Regions from separate parts of the Homo sapiens genome. Here region 1 is linked to region 2. A link is a contact called in ENCODE Hi-C or POLR2A ChIA-PET data. All regions are on one chromosome and are shown on one strand. The core of a region is the stretch at or near the end of the contact, and the rest is flanking DNA. Distances in the headings are between cores, read along the strand shown. Region 1 overlaps ABCB9 (ATP binding cassette subfamily B member 9). Region 2 has its middle 7.4 kb from the start of VPS37B.

Evidence for each region. A loop is a pair of places that touch in the nucleus more often than their neighbours do. ChIA-PET counts read pairs that join two places held with the same protein, here RNA polymerase II (POLR2A). Pooled maps may share reads with other maps.
Region 1: a map of Calu3 shows a loop between it and region 2 (5-fold over the local background). The contact joins two enhancer-like sites. A Hi-C loop is called at or near these places in 29 of 168 maps with a recorded cell type or tissue (B cell, CD14-positive monocyte, CD4-positive, alpha-beta memory T cell and 23 more), 26 of 37 single-sample maps with no recorded cell type and 26 of 50 pooled maps. POLR2A ChIA-PET finds 5 or more read pairs at or near these places in 25 of 52 experiments (A549, A673, AG04449 and 21 more).

Annotation. Positions count from the first base shown.
Region 1 is chr12:122,942,900-122,948,664 of GRCh38, forward strand. ABCB9 (ATP binding cassette subfamily B member 9) reads right to left here. Exons shown (of 12, transcript NM_019625.4): 5 at 5,725-5,765; 6 at 3,126-3,323; 7 at 1,492-1,620. Among named protein-coding and RNA genes, the nearest start is that of ABCB9, 21 kb to the right of the region's middle. RefSeq lists enhancers at 2,272-3,081, 3,712-4,460, 3,983-4,252, 4,323-4,382. Within about 2 kb of position 4,057, at least 31 of the 41 ENCODE cell types and tissues checked have a DNase peak (open chromatin) inside an H3K27ac peak, as active enhancers do.
Region 2 is chr12:122,900,452-122,906,528 of GRCh38, forward strand. No RefSeq gene overlaps it. Among named protein-coding and RNA genes, the nearest start is that of VPS37B, 7.4 kb to the left of the region's middle. Within about 2 kb of position 1,385, at least 4 of the 41 ENCODE cell types and tissues checked have a DNase peak (open chromatin) inside an H3K27ac peak, as active enhancers do.

The DNA.
Region 1 (5,765 bases), core at 2,807-5,306, 45 kb after region 2:
GGGCAGATTTACTGCTGAGTCAAATAATATGGCAGGTGTGATTCTCCAGCAGATGCAATGGCCTGAGTAGCAGATGCTAGGAACACCCCACCAACATCCTTGAGCCTTTGTCAGCGCAGCACACAAAGGCCCAATCTCTTACTGCCTGCGGGCTGCGGGCTTTTTTGTGGGAGCGAGGCAGACAAGAGAATTAACACCCTCACTCCAGGCTGACCTTGAGCAATGGCTGATGGCAGCTTGGGTGTAAACACCCCAGCTCCCTGGCCCTCAGATGGGATGACTCTGGTGCTGGTGTCCTACCCTGTCCGCTAGAAGGATCCCACCTCAGTTGCCCACACTGGTAACTGGCTCCACAACTCACTCTGCTGACTTCCTTCCTTCCACGTCTCACTTTCCACTCCCACCCCCGTTTCCTGAGATCACCTCCCAAACAAATCCGTTGCACGCCAATTCTGTCTCAGGATCTGCTTGTGCGGAAACCAAAATCAAGACAATCTAAAACACCCTTGCATTTCCGAGGCACTACGCTGGAAGTAGGCTGGGAGGAAGTCAGGCCCGGCTGGCCCTGAGCCCCGTTCCCGAGCAAATGTGATGGACGAGTCACTCCACCGCTCAGGTTCAGTTTTCTTTTCATCACTTCAATTTCTCACAGAGCTGTTAAGACCATTTTCTGAAATCACCTCTGTCCCTAAAGGGTGTTGCTGTCACTTGTTGGTAGTATTATCATTCTTTCTTTCTTTTTTTTTTGAGATGGAGTTTCGCTTTGGTTGCCCAGGCTGGAGTGCAGTGGCGCGATCTTGGCTCACTGTAACCTCTGCCTCCCGGGTTCAAGCGATTCTCCTGCCTCGGCCTCCTGAGGTGTGAGCCACCGCACCTGGCCCTTTCTTTCTTTTTGAGACACGGTCTCTCTCTGTCGTCCAGCCTGGAGTGCAGTGGCGTGATCACGGCTCACTGCGGCCTTGACCTCCCAGGCTCAAGCGATTCTCTAGCCTCAGCCTCCTGAGGACCTGGGATTACAGGCACATGCCACCATACTCGGCTTGCCTATTTATTTATCAAGACGGAGTCTCGCTCTGTCACCCAGGCTGGAGTACAGTGGTGCGATCTCAGCTCACTGCAACCTCTGCCTCCAGGGTTCAAGCAATTCTCCTCTCAAGTAGCTGGGATTACAGGTACCCACCAACACGCTTGGCTAATTTTTGTGTTTTCAGTAGAGATGGGGTTTCACCATGTTGGCCAGGCTGGTCTCGAACTCCTGACCTCAAGTGATCCACCCGCCTCCGCCTCCCAAAGTTCTGGGATTATAGGCGTGAGCCACCACGCCCTGCCTAGTATTATCATTCTTGATATGATCATGCTGTCTCCCCTACTTACCTTAGAGAGAAATACCACATTGTCAGAGTCCCTGGAGCCCCGCCCCCACCCTGTTAAGATCCCTCTTCCCCAAACTCCTCCCTTCTCTCTGGATCCCCGGACACACTGGCCTCTCACCTCCATACAATCTCCCAGGACAAACTCGTAGATGATGAAGGCGATGAGGTTGCCGCTGGTCATCTGGCCTGAGATGACAAGGTGGCCCCCGTAGTAGAGGATGCTGACCTGGACCACCAGCAGTGTGAGCTGGGGCAGAGGGAGAGGGGATGTGGGTCGAGGGGACCTTAGATCCCCCACCATCCCCATTCCCTGACCCATCCCAGGCTGCAGGGGGAGGTGAGGGCAGACCCAGCCACAAACTGAAATGCCGGCCGTTGGCAGGGGTGTCTTCCAAGGCTTGTCACTCATGCCTTCCCCTGCCCCGAGCATTTCCCTACAGAGGCCTCCAGCTGGAGCAGGCTGTGGGCTTGGCCACAGAACAAGGCTTTCTTTGTGAGGTCCTGGCACACACATGCCACCCCCAGGCTCCTCAGCTTGGCCACCTGGGAACTATTCGTCCTCCTCATGGGGAAGAGCATGACTCAGAGAGGGCAAGTGCCCTGGCTAAGGTCACACAGTGAGCTCTCTGTCTCCTCCCCCAGTGGGGTTCCGTGAAGAAGGGGCTGTGATGGGAGCGCCCATGCCTTCCTCCTGTGCCTGGGGGGCATCTGGGAAGGGAGTGGAGTCTGAGTACCCATGGCAGCCCACACCCTAGTCAGGGACTCCATCTGTCCTCCTCATGCCCAGCCAGAACTAGGCTGCTGTCTGGACCACCGTGCCTTGGTGGAAGCTGCAAAGGCACCCCCTGCCAGCAGACGGATTGCTAAGAGGCTCAGCTAGCTGAGCTGGACCTTAGCCCCTCCTCTCCTCCTTGGCTGATACTTTTGGGAGGTGGCAGCACCAGGAAGTCCCAGATATCCTCTTTCCCCTGGCTCCCCTGTAGACCACCAGCTCCCTCCTCCCTCTCACTCCAAACCCTCCTCATTCCTCCGCAGCTATGCCCTGACCTGCCCACCTCCCATGTGTGTCCAGTGTAGCAGTGACATGATCCAAGTGCTCCCCATCCTCCAAGGAGAGGCTGTGACGCACTCCCGGGAGTGTGCCAGACACTGTCGGGAGTGTGTGTGGCTGTGACATGAGACCTGCCCGAAAGTGGCCTAGGGACCTGCTGACTCCCCACCTCAGCAAGGATGTTTCCCCAGCTGGGAAAAGAAAGCTCCCACCCTGCCACCCCACGTCAGGTGACTGGGAGAGGGGCAGCCTTGCTTCTGGGAAAGATTCTCAGCAGGGCGCGGTGGCTCACGCCTGTAATCCCAGCACTTTGGGAGGCTGATGCGGGTGGATCACCTGAGCTCAGGAGTTCGAGACCAGCCTGGCCAAGATAGTGAAACCCCGTCTCTACCAAAAATACAAAAATTAGCCAGGCATGGTGGCGGGCGCCTGTGGTCCCAGCTATGCAGGAGGCTGAGGCAGGAGAATCGCTTGAACCCAGGAGGCGGAGGTTGCAGTGAGCTGAGATGGTGCCACTGCACTCCAGCCTGGGTGACAGAGTGAGGCTCTGTCTCAAAAAAAAAAAAAAAAAAAAAGAAAGACAGACAGATTCTCCACCAGCTTGACACCAACATGCAGGACTGATGTCCTAGATCGAGGGCTTCCCCCATCTTTGCATCCCATCCCTCCACAGCCAGAGCTGCCTGGCCAGGGGCACGTACCCCGCTGCCCCAGACGTAGTACATGTAGGCAGCTGCCTCCTTCCTGTTCAGCTTGTACACCTGCTGCAGCTTCCGCAGGTACACCTCTGCCTCCTCCTCCTCATTGGCGAAGCTCCGGACAGTCTTCATGGCACTGATGGTCTCCTCCGCCGTGTTGCTCGCTCTGGCCAGGGCATTCTGGACCTCTTTGGAGAGCCTCTATGGACAGGAGGGGGACAAGAAGGAGAAGACCCCAAAACAGCCTCACTATGTACTGGAGCCCCCAGGCCTCTCTGGGTTTTTCCACCCTTCGCTGGCACCAGCTATATGCAAGAGGTTCCTAGGACAAAAAGACAAGATCTAGCCCTTTCTCCCCCATCCCCTTCTGGCTCAATTTGACACACTCAGGTAGTCAACTCCAGAGAGGCTCTTGGGGCAATGGTTTCAGCTCCTGAAGGATAGGGCACGGTGCTGATCGTTAAGTCATCCCCAGTATTCAAAAGAGGCTATTCATGACTGGACAGTTTTTGGTAATCCTTTCAGAAAAGGGGCCTCAACACCTGACCCTGTGCTGGAAGAGCAGGGGATGCCTTGGACGGTTGTTCAGGTTGTACACTATTTAAGAAACACCAACTATTAAAGGGGCACCATTTACATCATCAACATAAATTATGTTAGAGCCTGAGGGTTGATAAAGAGATTCCAGAACTCCCAGCCAAGTTCTACATGGTGGCAGGGGCCATGGGTTGTGAAATCTGCCCACACCATGTGCATGTCACCACAGGCAGAGCTGAAAAGTGGTCCCAAGTGTGCGGCCATCAGGCTGCTGTTCACCAGAGTCCTGGAAGAGGCCCCTGGGTGGAGCTGTTCACACTTTGCAGGAGTCACTATGCTGATTCTCAAGCCAGCCAGGAAGGCTGCCTGAGAGTCCAGGACAGGAGCATGCACTGGCATGTCCCATGACCATGTGTCACGCCCCAGCCGCAGGAAGCATGCAGGGTGCCTGAGTCATGTTTGGCCATGGGCGGTGTGTGTGGTTTGTGGAGATGACTCGCTGGCTACACACAACACATTCAGGCATGGGGTGGAAAACCCAAACAGAGCCTTCCTGAGGCCTCCCTTAGCTGAACTAAAAGGCAGGGCCTGCAGTGCACACAGAGGTGGGGGCTGAGGGGGAGCTCCAGGGTTTCTTGCTCCATCCCAGGGGCTGGTGGGAAGGCCGGAAGCAAGGGGTGGGGAGCAGCGTGCCAGAAATGGCTCAGACTCTAAAGAATAGATTTACTTTCTCATCTCAGTGAGGACGGTGGGGAGGCTCGTGACCAGGAACTTCGGGAAGAGGTCCTACCTGTGTGGCTGGAGAAGACTGTGGGGAGTGGCCTCACCGGGGGCTGGGTGGGAGATGGCTTCCTTTGCTACCCTGGTCTCAGGTCACCAACACCAAAGGCTCCAATGGAGCTGCGACAATGACTTACCCGGCACCACCTGGAGGCCGTCATGCATCCAAGCCCCTGCTCTAGAAGTACCCCACGTGGGCCTGGGTGACTGTGAGGGGGTTGCCTGTACCTGTCACAGGGTCACAGCCCTGCCTGTCTGAACCCAGCCTGTCTGTCCCTTAGGGCTCGGGGGCACCCGCCCATTCAGGAAGCAGGAGGAGGGTGAGGTCAAACCTGGCTCACGGCCCTAGCTCGGAAGCAGAAGCAGTGCCGTGGGGTGGCCAGAGGGGACAGCAGCCTGCCCATGATGGCATCACAGCGGGCCCGCGATGGCATCACAGCGGGCCCGCACCACCCCCACATACACACCAGGCACGTTCCAACCCAGGGCCTTTTCACTGGCTGTGCCCTCTGCTCAGCACATACCTCCCAAGATGCCCGCCTCCTTCAGACCCTTATTCAGATGTCCCCTTCTCAGCAAGACCTATTTAACTTGTATTTATTCATTCATTTTAGAGACAGGGTCTTGCTGTGTCACCCAGGCTAGAGTATAGTGGCACGATCATTGCTCACTACAGCCTCGACCTCCTGGGCTCAGGCGATCCTCCACCTCAGCATCCCAGGTAGCTGGGACCACAGGCATGCGCCACCAAGCCCAGCTAACTAAAAAAAATTTTTTTTTGTAGAGATGGGGTCTTGCTATATTGTCCAATCTTGTCTCGAACTCCTAGGCTCAAGTGGTCCTCCTGCCTGTGCCTCCCAAAGTTCTGGGATTACAGGCATGAGCCACCGGGCCCAGCCAGTAAATCCAATTTAAAATTGCAGCTACACCCAATGCTCCCAATCCCTCTGCTCACTTCATGTTTCTCCTTAGCACTGACCATCTTTTACTGTATTGTGGATTCTCATTCTTTATGCTGTTGGTACCTAGTATCTGTCTCTGACACTAGATACAAGTTCCAGGAAGGCAGGGGCCTTGTCTTTTTCACTGATGTATCCCAGTGCCTGGGACATAGCAGGTGGTCAATAATTATTTATTGAATGAGCGAAGAAATGAATGAATGAATGCAAACACAGCCTCAAGACCTGTCCTTCACTAGCCCTTAGTGGCCCCCTGAGCCCCTCCTAAGGGGATGTTTGGGGGCTGCCAGGGTGCACAGTCCCCAGCAGAGACAGGGCAGGCCTACCTTGTAGTACTTGCCGTAGATGTTGGACACCATCATGATGA
Region 2 (6,077 bases), core at 135-2,634:
TTTGTTTTTGTTTTTTTGAGACAGAGTTTCGCTCTGCCGCCCAGGCTGGAGTTCAGTGGCATGATCTCAGCTCACTGCAACCTCCGCCTCCCAGGATCAAGTGATTCTCATGCCTCAGCCTCCTGAGTAGCTGGGATTACAGGCACATGCCACCACACCCAGCTAGTTTTTATATTTTTAGTAGAGACGGGGTTTCAACATGTTGGCCAGGCTGGTCTCGAACTCCTGATCTCAGGTGATCCACCCACCTTGGCCTCCCAAAGTGCTGAGATTACAGGAGTGAGCCACTACACCCGGCCAAGGATTTTTGTATTTTTTTTTTTAACTAAAAGGAAGAAAACGAATATAACTAATGTAAATGTAGCTGCTCACAACCTCAAGAAAAACAAAAAAGAGTTTATTAAATATCACTGGCAAAACCAAAATGGTCACCAACAAAAATAATAAAATCCTGCAAACCCAAACTTACGTGCTGCACCAACCCACAATAAATAAAAATGTATTGGGTGATATGCCATGAAACAGAGCAGGGCAGATTTTCACAGCCTGATTTTCACTAAACTCCCTGCTGGAGTGTTACTGAAAATTCACTTTTCTTACTATTTACTTAAAGGAAGATGGGGGTCTTAATCTTGCTCTTTTTTTTTATCTCTCAACAAAAATGCTTCTGTTTTGCATCATTATTTCATATTTAAAAAGAGGTGATAAAGCTATTTTTACCTCTTGTGTTGATCAACCCAGCCAGGGAGAACAACTGCAAGACCACTTAACTTTTTTTTTTTTTTTTGAGACGGAGTCTCACTGTCGCCCAGGCTGGAGTGAGTGGCACAATCTTGGCTCACTGCAGGCTCCGCCCCCTGGGGTTCACACCATTCTCCTGCCTCAGCCTCCCGAGTAGCTGGGACTACAGGCGCCCGCCACCTCGCTCGGCTAATTTTTTGTATTTTAAGTAGAGATGGGGTTTCACTGTGTTAGCCAGGATGGTCTCGATCTCCTGACCTCGTGATCCGCCCGCCTCGGCCTCCCAAAGTGCTGGGATTACAGGCGTGAGCCACCGCGCCTGGCAAGACCACTTAGCTTTTGCTTCCCTTATGAATGATTTCTCTGGTCACCCCTAGAGAGGACCCCAACTGTTTTCAAGTCCCAGAACCTTGCTTTCCTCATTAAAATAGCCTTCAGAAAGTGGCCCTGCAGCATTTTTTGCCTGATTTGCCTTGACACCGCAGATAAACCACAGAGGCAACAGCCTGTTCTCTGCTTATATGCATTGCGATAAGCCTGACAGTTTCAAGAAGATTAGGTTCATCCACTAAGAAATTAACTCAGCTCTAACATTCACCTCGAACCCTGACAATGTTGAAAAACCTTACGTCTAAGTGGTTATAACACTTGAGTTGGTTTACACATAGGTAAAAGTACAAAGACAGGATTTCCAGGCATTGGGTTTGCAAATTCTCTAGAGAGAAACTAGAAACTGAAACCCTCTCAAGGTGGTTTTTTGTTTTGTTTTGTTTTGTTTTTTTTTAGGAAACCTTTATAGGTTTTTGTTTGCTTGCTTCTTTAGTTACAAAAGTAATTTGCACCTTGAATTTCTTAACTGAGTCATGGGCTTATATTATTATCTATTCCTTTTGATAAATTTGAACTATTTATAATAAAATATACAAATTAACATCCAAATACTTAAAAATAACGTTTGTTTACTGTAAAAACTGTCTAAACTGTGAGAAGTGTGTAAGCTGAAAAGTTAACAACAAACCCTATTGAACCCATGTCCCAGAGGTAGCCACAGTGATCAGTTTTGTTTCGGTTCTAGAATTTTTAAAAAGATAAACATGTACGGGCTGGGCGTGGTGGCTCACGCCTGTAATCCCAGCACTTTGGGAGGCCGAGGCGGGTGGATCATGAGGTCAGGAGATCGAGAACAGCCTGGCTAACATGGTGAAATCCTGTCTCTACTAAAAATACAAAAATTAGCCGGGCGTGGTGATGCATGCCTGTAATTCCAGCACTTGGGAGACTAGATGGGAGGATCACCTGAGCCCAGGAAGTCGAGGCTGCAGTGAGCAGTGATCGTGCCACTGTACTCCAGCCTGGGCAACAAAGGGAGACCCTGTCTCGAAAAAAAAAAAATTACCTGGGTATGGTGGCACATGCCTGTAGTCCCAGCTACTTAGGAGGCTGAGTCAGGAGGATTGCTTGAGCCCAGGATTTGGAGGCTGCAGTGAGATATGATCGTGCCACTGCTCTCCAGCCTGGGTGACAGAGCGAGACCCTGTCTCAAAAATAATAATAAAATGGCATAAAATAAAATTCAAATAGTAGATAAGGGGGTCAAACAAAAACCATTAACAACTTGTGTTTCCTTCCAGAAGTTTTTTCAGTGCTTATTCAAGCAACTATATTCATATCCACCCTCCTACCCACTTACTTTTTTTTTTTAAAGCAAGAGAGATCACACTCTACTTATATGGAACGTGTCACTTTGCAATCATATAGCTAAGGACAAATCAATATAACTCCTTAGCGACATTAGCTGACCCATAGCTGGTTCCAAAAACTCTTGAAACCTATTCAACAGGTGTTGCCTGAATTTACCTTTCCCCTAGTAGTGCTGAAAATAACGTTGGTGTTTTTTTTTTTTTTTCCTTTGAATTCCATGCAGGGTGTTTTCTTCTTTTTTTTTCAAGTGAAGATTCTTCTCAGCAGAAGGTGTTAATCCAGGCACTAAATCTGGAACATTCTAATCACTGTGAAATTTTGCATGTCTCGTCTTAGGCAGAAAATGTGTGAAGATACCAGTTTATTCTGCTCTTACCTTGCGGTCCTTCTCGAGGTGATTCTGCATATGCTAATGATCTTATGTCAGCTCCCACCTCAGTCACCCCCACCTCTTCACCTCCTGGACCTGTTGCCCTCAACGTCAGTGCTACAGAAACCCACCTAGTTTACGCTCTTCTTTCAAGAGGGGGGTGCCTTATCTGATGCACTCGAAATCTACTCCCTCCTCCCAAGCCTTTCTATTTATATAACTGCATAATGTTTAACTGTACAGGGAAGCTATGAATCCTGTATTCATTTCCTATGCTGTGACAAACAACCACTAACTTAGTGGCTTAAGCAACACTCATTTCTTCTCTTACAGTTCTGCAGGTCAGAAGTCCAAAATCACGAAGTCCTAAAGTCAAGATGTTGGCAGCCCTGGTTCTTTCTGGAAACTCAGAGGGGAGAATCAGCTCCCTTGCTTTTCTCCCAGCTTCTAGGGGCCTCGGTCAATCTCTGCCTGTTTTCAGATTGCCTCCTCTGACCCTGACGCTCCTGCCTCCCTCTTAGGAAGCCTTTTGTGATGACATTGGACTCACCTGGATAGCCCAGGCGCCACTCCCCACCGCAAGGCCCTTCGCTTAATCAGACCTGCAAAGACCTTGTACCACACAAAACAACGCTGGCAGGGCATGAGGATGTGGGTGTAATTGGGGAATTATTATTTAGTCTTCCACGCCATCATCCTTTACAAATAAATAAATTAGGACAAAGAAACTAAGTTCTCCTTGGCCACCAACTGTTCATCCTTTCTCCCCATGGGCGACCACTGTTAACACTCCTTGGTGTGAATTTTTCCAGACCATTTTTATTCTTTAACATATATACATATGAATGCACAACAGATTTATTTAGTGTTGTTTTGGGTAGTATTTTTGTTAAAAAATATGGCATCCTATTCTGCAACATGCTTCTGTCTCTGTTTTGAAATCCATCTCTATTAATACACGTAAAACTAGTTCAGCTACCACTTTTAAAAAATTACTTCTTATTGTGGTACAATATACATAAAGTTTATCATTCTAACCGTTATTATTTATTTATTTATTTTTGAGACAGAGTCTTGTCTGTCACCCAGGCTGGAGTGCAGTGGCAGATCTTGGGTCACTGCAACCTCCACCTCTTGGGTTCAAGCAATTCTCCTGCCTCAGCCTCCTGAGTAGCTGGGATTACAGGTATGCACCACCATACCCAGCTAATTTTTGTATTTTTAGTAGAGACAGGTTTCGCCATGTTGGCCAGGCTGGTCTCAAACTCCTGACCTCAAGTGATCTGCCCTCCTCAGCCTCCCAAAGTGCTGGTATTACAGGCGTGAGCCACCGCACCTGGCCCCTGCTCCTGTGTGTGTGTGTGTGTGTGTGTGTGTGTGTGTGTGTGTGTTTGTTTTGTTTTTGTTTTTTTGTTTTTTTGAGATGGAGTTTTCGCTCTCGTTGCCCAGGCTAGAGTGTAGTGTGACTCGATCTCGGCTCACTGCAACTTCCACCTCCCAGGTTCAAGCGATTCTCCTGCCTCTGCCTCCCAAGTAGCTGGGATTACAGGCATGTGCCACCACACCCAGCTATTTTTTTTTTTTTTTTTTTAACTAGAGACAGAGTCTTGCTCTGTCACTCAGGCTGGAGTGCAGTGGCGCAATCTCGGCTTACTGCAACCTCCGCCTCCTGGGTTTAAGCAATTCTCCTGCCTCATCCTCCCGAGTAACTAGGACTACAGGCACACTCTGCCATGCCCGGCTAATTTCTTTTGTATTTTAGTAGAGACAGGGTTTTCACTGTGTTGCCCAGGCTGGTCTTGAACTCCTGAGCTCCAGCAGTCTGCCCTCCTCAGCCTCCCAAAGTGCTAGGATTACAGGTGTGAGCCACTGCACCAGGCCTAATTTTGTATTTTTAGTAGAGACAGGGTTTCACCATGTTGGCCAGGCTTGTCTCAAACTCCTGACCTCAGGTGATCCACCCACCTTGGCCTCCCAAAGTGCTGGGATCACAGGCATGAGCAACCATGCCCAGCCTCTGCTGTATTTTTAAAGTGCCCATGAGGGACCGGGCATGGTGGCTCAGGTTTGGGAGGCCTAGGCGGGCAGATCACAAGGTCAGGAGTTCAAGACCAGCCTGGCCAACACAGTGAAACTTCGTCTATACTAAAAATACAAAAATTATGCCATGGAATACTATGCAGCCATAAAAAAGGATGAGTTCATGTCCTTTACAGGGACATGGATGAAGCTGGAAACCATCATTCTCAGCAAACTAACACAAGAACAGAAAACCAAACACCGCATGTTCTCACTCATAAATGGGAGTTGAACAATGAGAACACATGGACACCAAGAGGGGAACATCACACACCAGGGCCTGTCAGGGGGTTGGGGGCTAAGGGAGGGATAGCGTTAGGAGAAATATCTAATGTAGATGATGGGTTGATGGGTGCAGCAAACCACCATGACACGTGTATACCTATGTAACAAACCTGCACGTTCTGCACATGTACCCCAGAACTTAAAGTATAATATAAAATATATATATACAAAAATTAGCCAGGCATGGTGGCAGATGCCTGTAATCCCAGTTACTTGGGAGGCTGAGGCAGGAGAATCGCTTGAACCGGGGAGGCAGAGGTTGCAGTGAGCCAAGTTCATGCCACTGCATTCCAGCCTGAGCGACAAAGGTAGACTCTGTCTCAAAAAATAAATAAATAAATAAAATAAAGTGCCCACAAGGACTTGTGCAAATCCTCTAACATGCCTGCCTCAATTTCCTTATCTATAAAATGGGGATTAATAATATGTATGTCTACAGTGTTTCAAGGATCACATAAAGTGATACAGCATTTTTCACCATTAAAGAATACATACTTGGGACCGGGCGCGGTGGCTCATGCCTGTAATCCCAGCACTTTGGGAGGCTGAGGCAGGCGGATCACAAGGTCAGGAGATCGAGACCATCCTGGCTAGCACGATGAAACCCCGTCTCTACTAAAAATATAAAAATTAGCCGGGCGTGGTGGCGGGTGCCTGTAGTCCCAGCTACTCGGGAGGCTGAGGCAGGAGAATGTCGTGAACCCGGGAGGCGGAGCTTGCAGGGAGCCGAGATTGAGCCATAGCACTCCAGCCTGGGCGACACGGCGAGACTCTATCTCAAAAAAAAAAAAAAAAAAAAAAAAAAAAGAATACATACTCAGCCAGCCGTGGTGGCTCACGCCTGTAATCCCAGCACTTTGGGAGGCCTAGGTGGGTGGATCATGAGATCAGGAGATTGAGA